Linked DNA regions of Homo sapiens: region 2 is linked to region 1. Evidence: chromatin loops called from intact Hi-C (ENCODE). Cell type or tissue: heart left ventricle. All regions are shown on one strand. Links, peaks and the distances in the headings refer to the core of each region. The heading gives the core; the rest is flanking DNA.

Evidence for each region. Peaks named below come from ENCODE experiments on the same cell type or tissue, not always from the same donor. Only the 100,000 strongest peaks of a DNase experiment are listed, where the experiment ranks them.
Region 2: it touches region 1 in a loop (4-fold over the local background); 10 of 110 quality-filtered maps call a loop at or near these places.

What each region holds. Positions count from the first base shown.
Region 1 is chr4:30,717,762-30,726,736 of GRCh38, forward strand. PCDH7 (protocadherin 7) reads left to right here and starts at 2,608. Exons shown (of 3, transcript NM_001173523.2): 1 at 2,608-6,835. The coding sequence starts at 3,662. It overlaps LOC124900844, which reads right to left and starts at 1,360. Exons shown (of 1, transcript XM_047416545.1): 1 at 1-1,360. The coding sequence starts at 146. RefSeq lists an enhancer at 3,417-4,127. In heart left ventricle, for the core only: CTCF peaks have their summits at 1,186 and 4,282; DNase peaks (open chromatin) are centred at 1,840, 3,020, 3,220, 4,000 and 4 weaker places; H3K4me3 peaks cover 8,000 bases; H3K27ac peaks cover 2,394 bases; H3K27me3 peaks cover 4,842 bases.
Region 2 is chr4:30,931,401-30,940,375 of GRCh38, forward strand. The region is part of intron 2 of PCDH7 (protocadherin 7); the gene reads left to right. Among named protein-coding and RNA genes, the nearest start is that of PCDH7, 220 kb to the left of the region's middle. In heart left ventricle, for the core only: no CTCF peak of the experiment used is centred there; no DNase peak of the experiment used is centred there.

The DNA of each region.
Region 1 (8,975 bases), core at 513-8,512:
AAGATGCGGAGAGGCTTATTCAAGTTTATGGTCTGGAGAGGGAAGAGGGAGTGCACAACGTTTCTGCCCAAGCGGCTGCCTGAAGTTTGCAAAATCTTAGTAAGGCGATGAGGGGAGTGAGTGCACTGCACCATATTGCCGCGCATCGGAATGCACGGCGCAAGGCCGCGGAGTGGAGACGGCTTCTCCCATTTGCCTCCAACCTGGGAAAAAGGGGAACCAGGGTCGGAGGTTTGGAGAGAGGCAGGCGTTCCGATAAACCCGGGTTCTTGCCAAATGTAAGAGGGATTTGGCTTTACTGCCACTTAGCCGGCCGCGAAGGCGCTGCGGAGCCCACCCCCGCCCCCGGCTCGAGACTGCGGCGGTGCGCACTGAGCCTGCGCGCGGGGCTTTTCTCGCTGATGCTGCAGATACAGAGCTGAGAGGTTCGGGTGCCAGCAGCGGGAGGGTTAGCGGGAAGGCCGGGTTCCCTGCCCTGGCCTCGGAGGAGGAGCCACCACCCCTGGGGTGATGCTACTTTCACAGACTGGAAAATACTCGCCAGCTCCCTGACACACACTTAGACACACTTCCATCCAACGGGCATCTACGATCCCCTGTAGGGAGAGCTTGGAAATCTCTGCCGCCTCTCCCTCCTCATTCCTGTTCCTGCGCCCGCCCAAACAACCGCGCGCTACATCTGCTCGTTGACTTTATTGGTGTTTGTCTTGTTTAAATCATTCTGCCTCGTCACCCAGGTCTCGTAAAGAATACCCACACTGGACAGATTTTATTTTTTCGGCTTTAAATTTTTCTTTGAGGGGAGGCCCTTAAATGTGTATGGATACGTCAGGCGAGCTGAAGACTAAGCAAATCCCAGCAGCGGCCCTTTCTCTCTTTCGAGATGGTAAAAATTCTCCCCAAATACCTACAGTCCGTCTCAGTCGTCTTAATCCTAGCCGGGCCTCTTCGTTTACAGCCACTGAAATAAATGAGTAAATGGCTCAGTTCAAAAACACAACCAGACCTGAGATCTGATGAGGCCGGCTGCGGTGGTCGTGAATGAAAATTGGAGAAGCCTTGCTTCAGGAAATAGGGACAGTCAAGGGACACAAAGTCAAAAGGAGAGATGGGAAAGCTGGGGACACTTTGGTACACAAAGTTGCCATTAAAGTTTATTTCCCTTTTATCCAGATAGGTGACGCTACACTTTGCCAGTTACTAAAGGCTGCAGGTTTCTGCTCAGAAAATAATATCGAGGTTTCCAACATGTGTTTATTCCCCAGGCGCGCACACACGGTCTACCCCCGCAAGCAAGCACGACGACAGGAATGTCAAGCATTTAAACAAAGACAGACATCCTTCACCCTCCACCCACCGCCGCCCCTGCCCCCCGCAACCATCCAAAGTCTGAGCTCCCAAAAAAGGATCTTTCTCCAGCTCTCTGGAGTTTGATGTTCTCTCTTCACTACTGCAGCCCGTCATGGTTTTTCAGAACAGAGTGGCTTTCTGGGCGCTCGTAGGTTCCCCAGGACCCCGATAACCATGTCCTAACCAAGATCCTAAATCGCGAACCGGAGACACTTTCCGGGGGGAGGAGGACGTCGTCTGAGAGGGAGGGAGAAGGAGAAACCTATCCTGACACCAGCTCCGAAAGCTCTCACGCGTGAACTGGGCATTAGTCAAGGGAGGAGGAAATTTACCAGCCCGAGGGAGGGAAAACAAGTCCCCCAGAGAAGACGGCGGTACTCGCTAGGGAGGGGGACTGGGCTTTGGCTTAAAGAGGACTGGCTGGGATTGGGCACACTTTGAGCGGCCCCTGGAGCTGAGGCTGGGCTTTCCCGAGCGCGGCGGCTGGCTGACGCTCCCTCCCGCCTCCTTATCCCGGGCCCTCCTCCCTCGCTCTCTCCTAGTGTGTAGTTTCGGCGGCTCGGCTGCTACTGCCGCCGCCGCTGCAGCAGCAGCGTCAGGGACAAGCCTGATCCGTGAGCGAGCGAGCACCCAGCAGCAACCACCACTTTGGGCAACTTGCGGGTTTCCTGCTCGCGGGTAGCGAACGGGAGATTCCCACTAGCGGTTCAGTGTCTCCGAGCCGCTGCAGCCCGAGGGGCGGCGGGAGCGCCCGCACCAGACTCTCCCAGACGCGAAAAGGGACGAGACAACTGCGGAATTCACCAGCCGTGCCAGGGCACTTCCGAGGCCACAACCGACTGACACTTTTTCTCCCCTTGGCAAACTGGATTTTTTTTTTTAAGCTACTTGGCAGCTGTCTCTGACTCCACCTCCCCCTCCACCCCCGCCCGAAAGCCTTTGGCTTTTCTTCGGAAATCCAGACAGAATTGGGCATCTTTGTTAATTGCCGTTGGGGACGCCCGGCCGTGCGCTTTCGCCGGCTAACGTCGCCTGTGCTCCGAGCCTGGTTTGCTCACCTTTGAACTGCAAAGGGATCAAGTTCAGCTTGAGTTCCCTGCATTGGGAAGGAGAGAGAGCGTGCAAGAGAGCGAGTGGGAGAGGGGGAAAGGGGAAAGGAGAGGAGGGAGGAGAGAGAGGAGGGAGGAGAGAGAAAGGGAGGGAGGGAGGGGAGGGATCGAGAGAGAGCGGGGAGAGAGAGGCTGCAATCTCCTCCCTGAATCGCGCACAGCGCTGCAGATCCCACTGCTCCGACATGCGGGCCGAATGCAGGTGAGAAAAGGCACGGACTCTGCGGCTGCGAACCCAAACTTGGGCACCGCACGGTGCGCACTGCTCAGCCTTCGCCCCCGTGGGCGAAAGGCTGCTGCGGTTTCAGGCGGCTGCTTCGTGACTAATGACCTTGCGCAGAGTTGTTAAGAAAAAAGAGAAACCCGCGCTCTCCGGGGTGAGAAGGGACTGACTCTGGGCGTCTCTGAAGATGGCTCGGGCTTCTCTTTGGCGCGCCGGGGGGACCCTGACACTGACCGCTCTGTGACGCGAGTAGTCTCCCCTGCACCGTGCCCGAAGCGACGTGCCGGGGGATTTTTCATTCTCGATCTGTTGACTGGCTCCCCCGCTGCATGAGCAGAGTCGGAGTTGAGACTGGCTTGTTGCTGGCCCCAGCGCCTGGTGCAGGAAGCGACTCACGTTTGTCTGGGTGGCCGGAGCCGGAGCAGAGCCTGGGTTTGGAGTGAGTGCCTGGAACGTGAATTGGACTCAACTCGAGTAGCAGCAAAGACCAGCGGGCTGGCAGGCGGGGGAGGCTGCAGGCTCATTCCCCACCTCTTCCCAGCCCCACTGCCCGTCTGCCGGAGCGGTTCTGGCCCCTTCCGACAGAGCGGGGACTAGAGCCGGGGATTCTCCGCCCGCTGAGGGGATGACTCTGGGTTGGGGGAGCGCCGAACCCGCGGCGCGCAGTGTCCCGTGAACTGTGAGTACTGCGACTGAACGGCGGCAGGCGAGCGGGCGATTAGCACCCATTGCATGAATTATGAAACAATAACTTTCGGAAGAAGCAGGAGGAAAAAAAGAAGCATCTATCGCTGCCCTCCCACCCCCATTCCCGGCCAACTCTCCACGCCGCTTTTGCCCCCTCCCTCCCCTCCCTCTCGCTCCTTCCTTTCCGGGAGAGGGGAGAGGACTCGGGGGAGGGCAGGCGGCCGGCCCCGGAGGAGGGGGGCGCCGAGGGGGCTGTGGTTAGAAGGAGCAGTAGCAGCAGCAGCAGGAGAAGATGCTGAGGATGCGGACCGCGGGATGGGCGCGCGGCTGGTGCTTGGGCTGCTGCCTCCTCCTGCCGCTCTCGCTCAGCCTGGCGGCCGCCAAGCAGCTCCTCCGGTACCGGCTGGCCGAGGAGGGCCCCGCCGACGTCCGCATCGGCAACGTGGCTTCAGACCTGGGCATCGTGACCGGATCGGGTGAGGTGACTTTCAGCCTGGAGTCCGGTTCCGAGTACCTGAAGATCGACAACCTCACTGGCGAGCTGAGCACGAGCGAGCGGCGCATCGACCGCGAGAAGCTGCCCCAGTGTCAGATGATCTTCGACGAGAACGAGTGCTTCCTGGACTTCGAGGTGTCGGTGATCGGGCCCTCGCAGAGCTGGGTGGACCTGTTTGAGGGTCAGGTCATCGTGCTTGACATCAACGACAACACGCCCACCTTCCCGTCGCCCGTGCTCACGCTCACGGTGGAGGAGAATCGGCCGGTGGGCACACTTTACCTGCTGCCCACAGCCACCGACCGCGACTTCGGCCGCAACGGCATCGAGCGCTACGAGCTGCTCCAGGAGCCCGGAGGCGGCGGCAGCGGCGGCGAGAGCCGGCGCGCCGGGGCGGCCGACAGCGCCCCCTACCCCGGGGGCGGCGGGAACGGCGCGAGCGGCGGCGGCTCGGGAGGCTCCAAGCGGCGGCTGGACGCATCAGAGGGCGGCGGCGGCACCAACCCCGGCGGCCGCAGCAGCGTGTTCGAGCTGCAGGTGGCGGACACCCCGGACGGCGAGAAGCAGCCGCAGCTGATCGTGAAGGGGGCGCTGGACCGCGAGCAGCGCGACTCCTACGAGCTGACCCTGCGAGTGCGCGACGGCGGCGACCCGCCTCGCTCCTCGCAGGCCATCCTACGGGTCCTCATCACCGACGTGAACGACAACAGCCCCCGCTTCGAGAAGAGCGTGTACGAGGCCGACTTGGCTGAGAACAGCGCCCCGGGGACCCCCATCCTGCAACTGCGCGCAGCCGACTTGGACGTGGGGGTCAACGGGCAGATCGAATACGTGTTCGGGGCGGCCACCGAGTCGGTGAGGCGGCTGCTGCGCCTTGACGAGACGTCCGGCTGGCTCAGCGTCCTGCACCGGATCGACCGCGAGGAGGTGAACCAGCTGCGCTTCACGGTCATGGCCCGCGACCGCGGGCAGCCCCCCAAGACCGACAAGGCCACCGTGGTCCTTAACATCAAAGACGAGAACGACAACGTGCCGTCCATTGAAATCCGCAAGATTGGGCGCATCCCCCTCAAGGACGGGGTGGCCAACGTGGCCGAGGACGTTCTGGTCGACACCCCCATCGCTCTGGTGCAGGTGTCCGACCGAGACCAAGGCGAGAACGGGGTGGTCACCTGCACCGTGGTGGGCGACGTGCCCTTCCAGCTCAAGCCAGCCAGCGACACCGAGGGCGACCAGAACAAGAAAAAGTACTTCTTGCACACCTCGACCCCTCTGGACTATGAGGCCACCCGGGAGTTCAACGTGGTCATCGTGGCGGTGGACTCAGGCAGCCCCAGCCTCTCGAGCAACAACTCCCTGATTGTCAAGGTGGGAGACACCAACGACAACCCGCCCATGTTCGGCCAGTCGGTGGTGGAGGTTTACTTCCCTGAGAACAACATCCCGGGCGAGAGGGTGGCCACGGTGCTGGCGACAGACGCAGACAGCGGTAAGAACGCCGAGATCGCCTACTCGCTGGACTCCTCTGTGATGGGGATCTTTGCCATCGATCCCGATTCTGGGGACATCCTGGTCAATACCGTGCTGGACCGCGAGCAGACTGACAGGTATGAGTTTAAAGTTAACGCCAAAGACAAAGGCATCCCCGTGCTGCAGGGCAGCACTACGGTGATTGTGCAGGTGGCTGATAAAAATGACAATGACCCTAAGTTTATGCAGGACGTCTTCACCTTTTATGTGAAAGAAAACTTGCAGCCCAACAGCCCTGTGGGGATGGTCACCGTGATGGATGCTGACAAGGGGCGGAATGCAGAGATGAGCCTGTACATAGAGGAGAACAATAACATTTTTTCTATTGAAAATGACACGGGGACCATTTACTCCACAATGTCTTTTGACCGGGAACATCAGACCACATACACTTTCAGAGTCAAGGCTGTGGATGGGGGAGATCCTCCCAGATCTGCCACAGCTACAGTCTCGCTTTTTGTGATGGATGAAAATGACAATGCTCCCACAGTTACCCTTCCCAAAAACATTTCCTACACTTTACTGCCACCTTCGAGTAATGTCAGGACAGTAGTAGCTACAGTGTTGGCAACAGACAGTGATGATGGCATCAATGCAGACCTGAACTACAGCATTGTGGGAGGAAATCCCTTCAAGCTGTTTGAAATTGATCCCACTAGTGGTGTGGTTTCCTTAGTGGGAAAACTCACCCAAAAGCATTATGGCTTGCACAGGTTGGTGGTGCAAGTGAATGACAGTGGGCAGCCTTCCCAGTCCACCACGACTCTGGTGCACGTGTTTGTCAATGAAAGTGTTTCTAATGCAACTGCGATTGACTCCCAGATAGCTAGAAGTTTGCACATCCCACTCACCCAGGATATAGCTGGTGACCCAAGCTATGAAATTAGCAAACAGAGACTCAGTATTGTCATTGGCGTGGTTGCTGGCATTATGACGGTGATTCTAATCATCTTAATTGTAGTGATGGCAAGGTACTGCAGGTCCAAAAATAAAAATGGCTATGAAGCCGGCAAAAAAGATCACGAAGACTTTTTTACACCCCAACAGCATGACAAATCTAAAAAGCCTAAAAAGGACAAGAAAAACAAAAAATCTAAGCAGCCTCTCTACAGCAGCATTGTCACTGTGGAGGCTTCTAAGCCAAATGGACAGAGGTATGATAGTGTCAATGAGAAGCTGTCAGACAGCCCAAGCATGGGGCGATACAGGTCCGTTAATGGTGGGCCCGGCAGTCCTGACCTGGCAAGGCATTACAAATCTAGTTCCCCATTGCCTACTGTTCAGCTTCATCCCCAGTCACCAACTGCAGGAAAAAAACACCAGGCCGTACAAGATCTACCACCAGCCAACACATTTGTGGGAGCAGGAGACAACATTTCAATTGGATCAGATCACTGCTCTGAGTACAGCTGTCAAACCAATAACAAGTACAGCAAACAGGTAAGATGTATCCCAAATATATTTAAATATCCCAGGGAGGGCTAATAACTCTGAGACAGATTATCTTCTGTAAAGTTTTGTCTTCTCGTTTTTAAAGTTATTAAAATTTTAACAGTAGGAATTTAATGTTAATTTTTGCACCATTAATTTAGCAAAGGCCATCTACAAGAGGTATACCACTGTATTTTGCAAATTAGAATTAAGGTTCACTAAACTACTGAAAGAAGTATTCAGAGTAGGCAGTGTTTGGCAGTTCTCTTTGCACTTGACATCCCTAATTCATACTACATTTTTTTGTTTCCAGAATAAATATGTGTGTATTACTTAGATGGTTAGTTTTCACCTGAAATTATTTTCTTCTGTGGCAACTAAGTGGATAATTACATCCAGAGAAAAAGTTTCTAAAGTTACTACTGGTGTCTATGCAAATTGGATTCCATAGAAGTTTTAGCTATGTTATTTACAATGCAGGATTTTACAGATAAATAGATGCTGATTCATGCAGATGTAGTACTAAGTCTGAGATATTGAAATACTGACTACTTTGATGAAACTGCTGGTTTAAAAATATTTACTGATATGCAAATGTCATGCAAAACTCCACTTTCAATCTTTTATATCTATAATAATCGATACCTATAACAATTAGTGTTCTATAATGATATGCAATTACCATTTGCATTCTTTCTGTTTGGTATTAAAAGTTTGCAAACAAAAATACATTGCATGAGCCATTTATTATTTAAGCCAAGTAATGAAAATATTCATGATTGATGTACTGTGTGCAAGACTATTTTGGTATGCATTATGATATATTGAGAATGTAAAGATTATGTGGAATATTTGACATAATAGTTTCTCAGTGAAATGTGGAAACAGTAAAAAATACATATATTCTGAGGCGGAACTTAAGCAAATCTGAAATTTATTTTTGAAAGTTTTCCTCGTGTAATATAGCATCCTCAGAAAGTTTACTTTGTATATCTACCAAAGTTTGCCACACAGCAAACAAGACCTTTTGGAAAGGACTGTGTCTCATGGTACAGCAACCTCAGCTAATAAAACATTACGTATTTCTTACTGTCAGAACCCATCTCAAGAAACACAGTTATGATTGTCAATCTAATTTCTATTAAACATGCTTTGCATGTGGAATGTGGAATCCGAGAAGAATTGAGGCAAAGGAAAAAGTTATTTTATAGCCTCATTGAAGATTATAGTTATAGAAAGAGATATGAATTCTTAATTGCTTTCATGATTATTGAAATTAGTATTTTAAATAAATATTTTCTGTATATAGTACTTTACTGTAGCTATTCAGATAAGGAGAAACAGTCTGAATATACTTTTATATCTAATAACAAATGCAATCCAAGAAAACACCAGTTCAAACTACATTTGCATTAAATGGCTTTTGAAAATATGTCCTTTGGTGTATGTGAATTTGAATTATTTATTTATTTTAAACCAACATTTGACATAGTGGAGTGTTTATATCTGTTGTATTATTGTGTTACATGGAGTGAGAAGCTGATTTTTGTGTTGTTTTGGTGCTTTTATTGGTGTTGTAAACAAGGAAGATTCTAGCTAAAATGGTAGCACTTTTTACAGATTAAACACTCAAAAATAAATTGAGATTTGTAGACATTTCTCTAGAAAATAGTAACACCTAATGCAAAGGAGTGTGAAGAGATCTGTCTGCAGAATATTTACACCTCGGTTCTTATCCTAATGGTACTTCTGTCCTGTGTCTGGATAGCATTTGCGTTCTAAATTGTGTAATCTTATGCTTTTGAATGGACATATCAAGTGACACTTTTATGGATATTTTATGCAAACACTTCATATGTTCTGTGCTGTTACTTAAGCTTCATTTGGCTCATCAGATGAGGTTAGCTCTATATGCTTGAATATTTAAAACAGCTAATATCAAGACTGTTGGCATCCTGTTTAAAAGGCAAAGTGATATGCTTATAAATAAACTAATATATGGTGTTAGCCTTTTAACTGAGTAAAGAAGTCCACATTCCAAAAGAGAAAACCCTCAAAGCAATTGGAATGAATCACACAGTTTGCCAAAAGTGACTTTGGAAAACTTTTCTGTCATTACATATTCAAAAGAAGTATACACTTTTAACCC
Region 2 (8,975 bases), core at 405-8,404, 210 kb after region 1:
CCCTGTTTGTATTAAAAATACAAAATTAGCTGGTCGTGGTGGCACATGCTTGTAATCCCAGCTACGCGGGAGGCTGAGACAGGAGAATCGCTTGAACCCGGGAGGTGGAGGTTGCAGTGAGTGAGATCATGCCATTGCACTCCAGCCTGGGCAACGAGAGCGAAACTCCATCTCAAAAAAATATATATATAAATATATATATGTAGTAAGTAAGGGCCCAATGTTGCTGATACAGATTTAACAGAATTGAGACAACTCAGAAAACTGGAGACCAGAAAATGGAATTAAGAACACACTTGAGAACTTCTTTCTCAGGTCACCAAGTCCATTGTAACATCATTATCAGAGGCCGGGGCATAGTGGCATCCCTTGATATCAGTCTTAAAGAATTTCTAATCACCTTATGCTTCTATTTTTCAGGACTTTTTTTTTTTTTTTTTTACAAAATTTTCAGAACGTACCATGAGTGTGACATTTCTGTGTAATAGCTTTTGCTGTCTTTTCTTGAGTGATATAATACTGATTCATTAAATTAGTTTTGTCCTCTAGTATGACTTTTATATTTTATTTTATACTATGCAATTATTTGACCATTTTACTTACTTAAAATTAAAAGAATATGTGACTAACTACATTTATGGTGAGATCTAATAATTTATAACATTTCCTGGTCATCATACAAAATTATTTTGTGATTTTAAGATTCTTGACATTGTAACAGTACTATCAGTTGTCAGTAATACTATGTAAGTAGGTGTGCTTCAAAACATAAATCACGGAAATAGAATCTGAATGAGAAATAAATTCAAATTGTATAGTAAAAGGACTAATTCCAGTCCATTTGATGTTTGCATAGCACCACAGAAATGTCACGTCACTGATGTCTACCACAGCTAGTGCACCATCCAAGGAAAGAAATGCTTCCAAATATGTTGTATGCAAAGTCATACTAATAATGATTTGTCAGGAAGATATCACTTTTAATGTTGTTTTTAACCTAAAGAAATGAAACCACCAATGTCACATAAATTTATTATTTCTTTGTGTTCATTTTTGCTTTATAGGAGTTATGTATAAGCACTATATCGATAAAAAGTCTTCCAGTTCAAGATAATCTAAACAATTGCTACAAAATAATTTCCAAGTAAAAAATGCAACTCCCATTTAATCACTCATATGTATATTTGTTTCATGGAAAATCTCTACTAATGTCCATTTTTTGACATGTGTATGCACTCCCCATTGTCCTGGAACATTAAATAGAATGTATGTAAATGTGGTATGTGACAAGAGCAGGCTACCTGGCTGATTACAGAGTGGCCTCTGGGTGGTATCTGTAAACTGCTTTCTAGATCCATAAAACACAATTTTATCACGGCCTCAGAATTGTACAGAGCCAAGCATGATAACCAAGTCTCGACAATATTACAAGATCCTAATGTCAAACTGTAACAACGGTTTATTGAACTTAGAACAGGAGAATATCCCATTCAGTAGATAAGAAAGTCTCTGCCTCCTCTTCAAAGCAATACCCTTTCTTTAAGGAGAGCCAAGGAAAATCAGAGTAGCTCTTAAAATGTTGCCTAAAGAGGAGGATGGAATCAGAGGAGGAGTTTCTTTCTTTCTTTCTTTCTTTTTTTTTTTTGAGACAGAGTCTTGCTCTGTCGCCAGGCTGGAGTGCAGTGGCCTGATCTCGGCTCACTGCAACCTCCGCTTCCTGGGTTCAGGCAATTCTCCTGCCTCAGGCTCCCAAGTAGCTGGGACTACAGGCGCATGCTACCACACCCAGCTAATTTTTGTATTTTTAGTAGAGACAGGGTTTCACCGTGTTAGCCAGGATGGTCTCGATCCCCTGACCTCGTGATCTGCCTGCCTTGGCCTCCCAAAGTGCTGGGAGTACAGGTGTGAGCCACTGCACCTGGCCAGGAGTTTCTTAATCCACACACTGAGGCCTGATGAGGCTTGCAGAAACAAAACTATCTTTGAGGTCATCTGAAAAACACATTGCTTTTGCTCCCTAGATTCAGTGCTTCTTTCAGTGTCCGCTACTAACCACAATCTTGTGTCTCTAACTTACGCTTGTTGTTATTGTTTGTTTGTTTTCTCTTGTCTTTAGGGTCATCTATTAAGGATTTTGCATATTCTTTCTTAAAATATATAAAGGATTTTTTTCAATAATAGCTTTAGGCCTGCTTATATAACCACACTTCATTTCTCTCCTTGCTTCTGGTCCATTCTATAAAGTGTCTTTCCACTCTCTAAACATTCACCAACTATCTATCAATTTTTTAGTTGTTTACTTGGTAGTTACCTGCTGTTACTCTTGTGTAGGTGGTATCTGACACTCACAACTGTGTGCATAAGAAACAATTCCAGATTTATGTGTAATTTCAAAAATCATTAATTAAATGCTCATAATTCTCAGGTAATTCTCACCTAAAACAAGCTCAATCTTTAATTATATGAATACTCGAGGAAATGGAGTTTTAGGGCCCAGTCCTTACGATTTCCCTTCACTGTGGGTGAAGCAATCTAACCATACATAATCTTTCAATAGGTAACTGCAAACAACGTGTTCACACGGAACCATATTTTATCAGTTTTTCCCCGTAAGCTTACTGCCCTTTATTCAGTGTGATCAATTGTATTCAGCCTTCACTAGCTCTTTGAGAATTCAATTTTGAGAGGCATTTCTAGTTTCCTGGACAACATTGGTCCATCTCTTTCTCCCAGAATAATGAAGATCTAAAATCTAATTCTTGCCTATTTCAGCCCCAAACTTTTCATCCTCTTTTGTGAAATCAAGCCAGTATGCTTTTTCTTTCGCTGCCTACGTCTGAGTATTATCTATGTCCCCGGGATCAAGTAGCTATCAAATTAGTTCTGTCAATTGCTCATGGGTTTAGAGATCCCTGTGTGTGTGTTTTTTAAGTAACCACATTTTATTTTAGAACACAAAGTACAGGACTTCTGACTTGATTATTTAGCTTCTTAAACTTTTTCTGAAGTTTTTTGAAAATAGCAGAGAAAATACATTATTACTCTTCTTTACCTTAATGAAAATTCTCAGTTCCTCTGTCATTTCATTTTTGAAGGAGAATTAGAGGACTCTTCCACAAATTGACTCTCGGGCTTCATATTTTCTTTATTTCTCCATTCTAATAATCTATTCCTTTGCCTTTCCTAAACTCACCATCTCATGCACAGTTTCTTCTTTATAATACCTTATCTATGACCTTTTGGAGATTAAATAATTCAGTTTCTCTACCAAAAGTCATTATATTTGAGTCATTTTTGACTATCAAGTTTCTCTTTTCCTTTGGGATACCTTCTGGAAGAGTCTATTTAATATTTTCAGTTTTAAAAAGTCCTTCTTAAATATAACAATTCTACTGTATTGTAATGTATCATATAACATGTACATTTGCAAAGAATTGGAGCCAGATATCTTGGGTTCTAGTTCAAGCTCCATCACATTTCCAGAAAGAGAACCTGGGTCAATTCATGTATTATCTCCTTCACTTACACAATGGGAACAATAATTATGATAATAACTGCCCTATCTTCCTCAAAGGTTTATGTGCAGTTGGACATATATTTTTTGGAAGTTAGCATTAATAAAAGATGCTAAAGTATTACTGAAGTATTACTTTACTATATTCAGTTATTTATAGATACATTATTACTGAAGTATTGCTGAAGTATTACTTTACTATATTTAGTGAAGTATTTAGTATATTTAGTTATTTATAGAAGTATTGAATTCTGAAGTATTACTTTACTATATTGAGTTATTTATAGATACCTTAAAATTGCTGATAACTAGTTCTACAACAATCTTTTTCCACATTAAATCAGACTTGCAATGTTCATAATATTTATTAAATGCATGATTATTTTCTTACCTCCAGAAATGTTTACTGGCCTCATATTTAGCTGTAAAGGTAAGTAGTTTCTTGGCACCTTTTGAATTCGCTATTGGTTTCCAATTCTCTAGACTAAGAGTACATGGGTCTCTAACTACCATGAACAAGTTCCAGTATTTATAACAAATATAATTCTATGAAACTATAGAAAAAGAAAACATGAATAGTATCACATCTGTTTTCTACAAGCTAAATGGCTCTGTCTTTAAGAAACCTGCATATATTTTCCTGGATTTATTGCTAAGGAATAATAAATGACAGAAACCAGTAACTCACAGAGATATTAATCAAGTAATTACTAAAGATCATTCAGTGAGCAGTGGCAGAATAGTTCCAAAAAGGCTGAGATTACAGACAACCGTCAAATATTCAGAGCAGTGAGCAAAACCTTGTAAAGATTATCACCGATCACAGAGTGTGGATAGAATCTGCCAATTAGGCACCAATTCCTAGCCCTTATTCACGTCTCCATTTAAACTGCTAATTATGCCAAATAAATTTATAAATGTAGAAATCAACTTTTATGGGCTATTTGAGATAATTTTCTGAGCACAGTGCAAAACACCCCAATTGCAATACAATTGGAGCACAAAAGGCTTCATGAAGTAATCTAAAGGCACCACGTCATCACAGTGTCAGAGATAAATAAATTATAATTATATTGGTATTCACTCCCTCTTATAAATACACATAAAATGAAAGAAGCACTAAAAAAGAACAACGTGAAGTGGATAACCTATCCATCAAAAATATTTACTAGAATGATAAAATAGTATCCTTATTAAACATACAAAAAGAAAAGATAAATAGAGCAAGGAATAATTGAATTAGTAAATTAATTATTTTATAGTATATTGGTGTCTACCTGAGGGTTCTACATAATCATTTGCTTTACAGTATCACTCAAAGCAAGGTAATATCGACATTTTACAGATGATGAAGGTGAGAAGAAGATATGGAAAGTTGTAGTTAATACCTGAAAACTCTTAGTGTTTAATACATGGTAGCTTTTATTATTTATTATTTGCCACTATTAACTCCAAAGGGCTATATTTGAGTTATTGCATTCAAAGCTTATGAAAACCTATTGTAGCCATTATAATTATTTATATTTTAAAAACTAATTTAAGTAGAAAAACATTTAGTTTTTGTTTGATATTTAATAGAAGCACTGATTTATTGCGTAGTTTTAAGCAAATCCCTTAGCCTTTTATTGTCTCATTGTTTAAGGCCGGCAATAAACTTTGCTCTGCCTATCTTTCAGGTAATTTCTCTTTCTATCTGTGTATTATAAACCACAATGCATTTTTTTTTTGTTTTTTGCATAAAGCAATATTTATGTTATCATCAAGAACCACTGTAAATTGTAGCTTTGATGTTGGTACCTGGTATTATAACTCAGACGGTCAAATATTTACTTCACAAAAATTGGGAAGAGACTAATAGATTTTGGTGGGAGGTGCTTTTATTTGCTTGTTTGTTTCAGAATAACAGAATAATAACTCAGTATCATGAGCCAATTAAAGAAATATACCCAAAATAAGGTAAGAAGAATCAATACCAGATGCTTTATTTATGGTTCAACTTGATAGTTATATCGCTTTTGACTGTAATTCATTGGCAGTTCATTCAGAACACACACACACACAGACATACACACACCTGCATTGTATCCTTCTACCAAGGTAGGGAGGATGCTTAACTCAATGGGAAGAGGCATAAGAAAATATTGCATTAAGAGCCTGATTCTGGAGTTGGTCCCATGACTCCCAAAGATTGTGGAAACAAAGCAATTAACTTTTTTAATTATGCAAACCATTCAGTAAAGTAAGCAGTAAAATATATTAAATAATTTATTTAATACTTCTAATATTCTCAGTAATGTTGGAAATTTCCAAATAAGCAAAAAAACTTTAGCTAAATGTGTAAACTCAGATTTTTCCTTCAAATTTTTCTCTCTGCTGAATATAGGAAAATATTTCCATATCCATATCACTGCTTTCAAAACTGCTAGATAATCCATTTTAAATAATAAGATTTTTATAATATGTGATTCAATTAGAAAATATCTTAGCTATTTTGAGTCTTGGTCACAAATATTTTTAACTGCAACACAAGTCACAACCTTTCCTCCTGCCTCCCTAGGGAATATTTATTTTAATTATGCCTGCCAATTGATCTAAATTATTGAACTTGCTCAAACTTGCTTAAGAATTAGAAGCTTCCTTGGATACAGTAACAAATTAAAATAAAATGGAAAATAATTTTGAAATTACCAGCATGACAGAAATAAAAGGGAATTTATATTATGCACACTAACACATTTTCAAGTTTCCTTGTTCTCAAGCATATCTCATTAAATCTTTTTATGTTCAGGAGAGGATATGCCTTACAAAAGTGGATCAATGACTCAGCTGGAGCTAGCATTTAAAATATTGTAAATTTCCTATTCTAATATAAGGGTATTATGGGATTTTTATTTGACATATGGAATCATGTCATCTATTTAGGAACACACATGCAGAAAAGATGCATATTTCAAAGTAGAATTAAGTAAAAATATCTGTTTCCACCGAGAAGATGGCGTGTGTAGTTTGCTAATAATTGACCTCGTCATTAAGCAACTTTCAGCCCTCATCTGCCAATTCTGCTCCTTTGTAATTATCATATATATTTTACAATCAGTGGTAAGGCTTTCATTTCCTTCCTAAGAATAAGGTAGGGCATTTCTGAAGTGGTTAGGACAATTCTCTTGTAGCAATAGGGGAAAAAAAGAACAAAAAATGTAATATAGCTACATGGAGAGATGTATGCCTCTGAGCTCTTTTCATTTTAGCAGCTTGAGAAATATTGCTCCACATTATTGCTCAGACACACATTCTTTCTAAACGAAGTTTACTGCCATTGATTCCCAAGAGCTAAAGGATTCATTTTAATATTTTTGTACTTCATTTAGCTAGTCTCCTTATTGATTGGACTTTATGAACTATCTACTTGTACGTGATATGCATTTCTAAACAAATTTTAGGACAAATATTTCCTGGATCAACATGTAGAGAATTTGACTTCCAAGTTAATGTATATTTGGGATACTCATTCTGAAATTTATGAGCAAACTTTAGGATGAACTGGCACTGCTCACTGGGGAAAAACATACACACACACACACACACACACACGCACACACTCACACACACCAGCCTTGATAGGCTAGGCCAAGCAGGTTTGAGACACCTCTTGGAAATATTTTGAGTAATAAATTATCCTTTCCAAAAGATTTTATTTTGGACATGTTCTATTAAATTAAAATCAATTGTTTCATACATTACAAACTTGACAGTCTCTTAATATATTGAGATATTTTTATATTGTAAAATCAAGTAATATTTTTATAATACAGTAAGCTTTAATAAATGGCCAGTATAAAATTTGTAACATATGTGCCTTAAAATTTGGGTTATTTTCTTTTATTACTCAACATGCCAACCTGAAATTTAATGTAATCTTTTAAGTAAAATACTGACAGAGAAACCCTGTAAGGTGAACTTAAGATTTTAGTTTCCTAATTGCCTTCTAATGCCTTTTTCCCCTCCAGAGCAAAGTGTGTCCTTATATTTTTGTAATACTGAGGTAAAAATATACAAATATATTTTAGAGTATTTCAAAATACTGCTTTAAGGCTATTTCAGTGGACTGCTCAAGTACTTCATCATTTCTAAATGTCCTTTACACCTAAAGCTCTAATTTTCCATACAAGGGATATTGTTTTTTAATGCAAGCCTGAAAATCCCTGGGAGCACTTAGGCCTGCCACTGCCAATGCACAACAACAGGTCTCAACAAGAAACCCCAAGCCCTGGGACTGGTGCTGACAGTTGGTATTTTAAGTTTCTGTTGAAAACTTATGATAATCCAATGTAAATGTGCCTGTTATTTATAATAACCATTTCAGTATTGTGGTATATTAGGCTTTTCATGCACTTTCTCTCAGCACTGGAATCCAGCCATAATTCTGTCCTTGGCTTCTGTATTGCTTGCTATAATAAAGTCCTTGTGATACTACTGGTAATAAACTTTCATGGATGCAATCCAAGATAGACCCTACTGATAACTGAATTCTCTTTCATAGTGAATTGTATTGTTGTGAGACTCCAGCATAGTTACTTTCTTTTAGAGCTAAGGGTTTTACGTTGAAATAGTATTTATTTATTTATTTATATCATTGAACAGTCTCACTGCCATGACTAAGAAAATTGCTCCATAAAATACTTGGTAATGTAAATGTGAGAATGAAAGTTATATATCTGATGATTTGTCAAATTTATGGCTTGTACCAACACAACTGTCTCTATAAAGGAATTTAATACGCACATTGGAGAATATTCCTGTAATGCCTAGTAAAATTGAATGCTGTTATGCTATGAGATCTCAAAAGCAGGAATCACTCTAGAATTATGCCTTTGACATTTCTAATCATGCATGGCCTGGCTTTACGAGTCTAAATTTGATGTAGGAAAACTTAAAATAAGCATTTATTACAGAAGTACCTGCCCTCCCACAGAGGATAGCATTCCATGTACAGGGCCTGCTTTTGATGTATTTCTTTACCTGTTTCTTTTATTGGCAAGAAATGGAAGAGTCGATTAAAGGTAGGAAGTTTAACTGGATTCACATTAGAGGAAAAACAGGTCAAAGTTGATGAGCACGTGCCTGAAATCTAAGATCAATGATTACCCCAGATTGAAGAGTAATGATGTGGTAGGCAAAAAAACAAACAAACAAAAAAAAAACCTCAGGGTTATACTAATAGCCTGAAAATGCATTAACATATTGAAATATGTTTAGCCTCTTTCTTTGTCTTCCAAGAATTAGGTTTTAAAAAGTATTGGTCCCCATTTTAAAGAGTAGATTGCTTTTTTTGTCTTGAATTTAAAAAAAATTATCACACTTTCTGAACTGATTTTGATTGAAATTCTATTGACAAATTCAGTGTATTTGGTCAGTGAAATTTAAATTTTATAAAATGGTAATTTTAGAATTCTTTTTATAA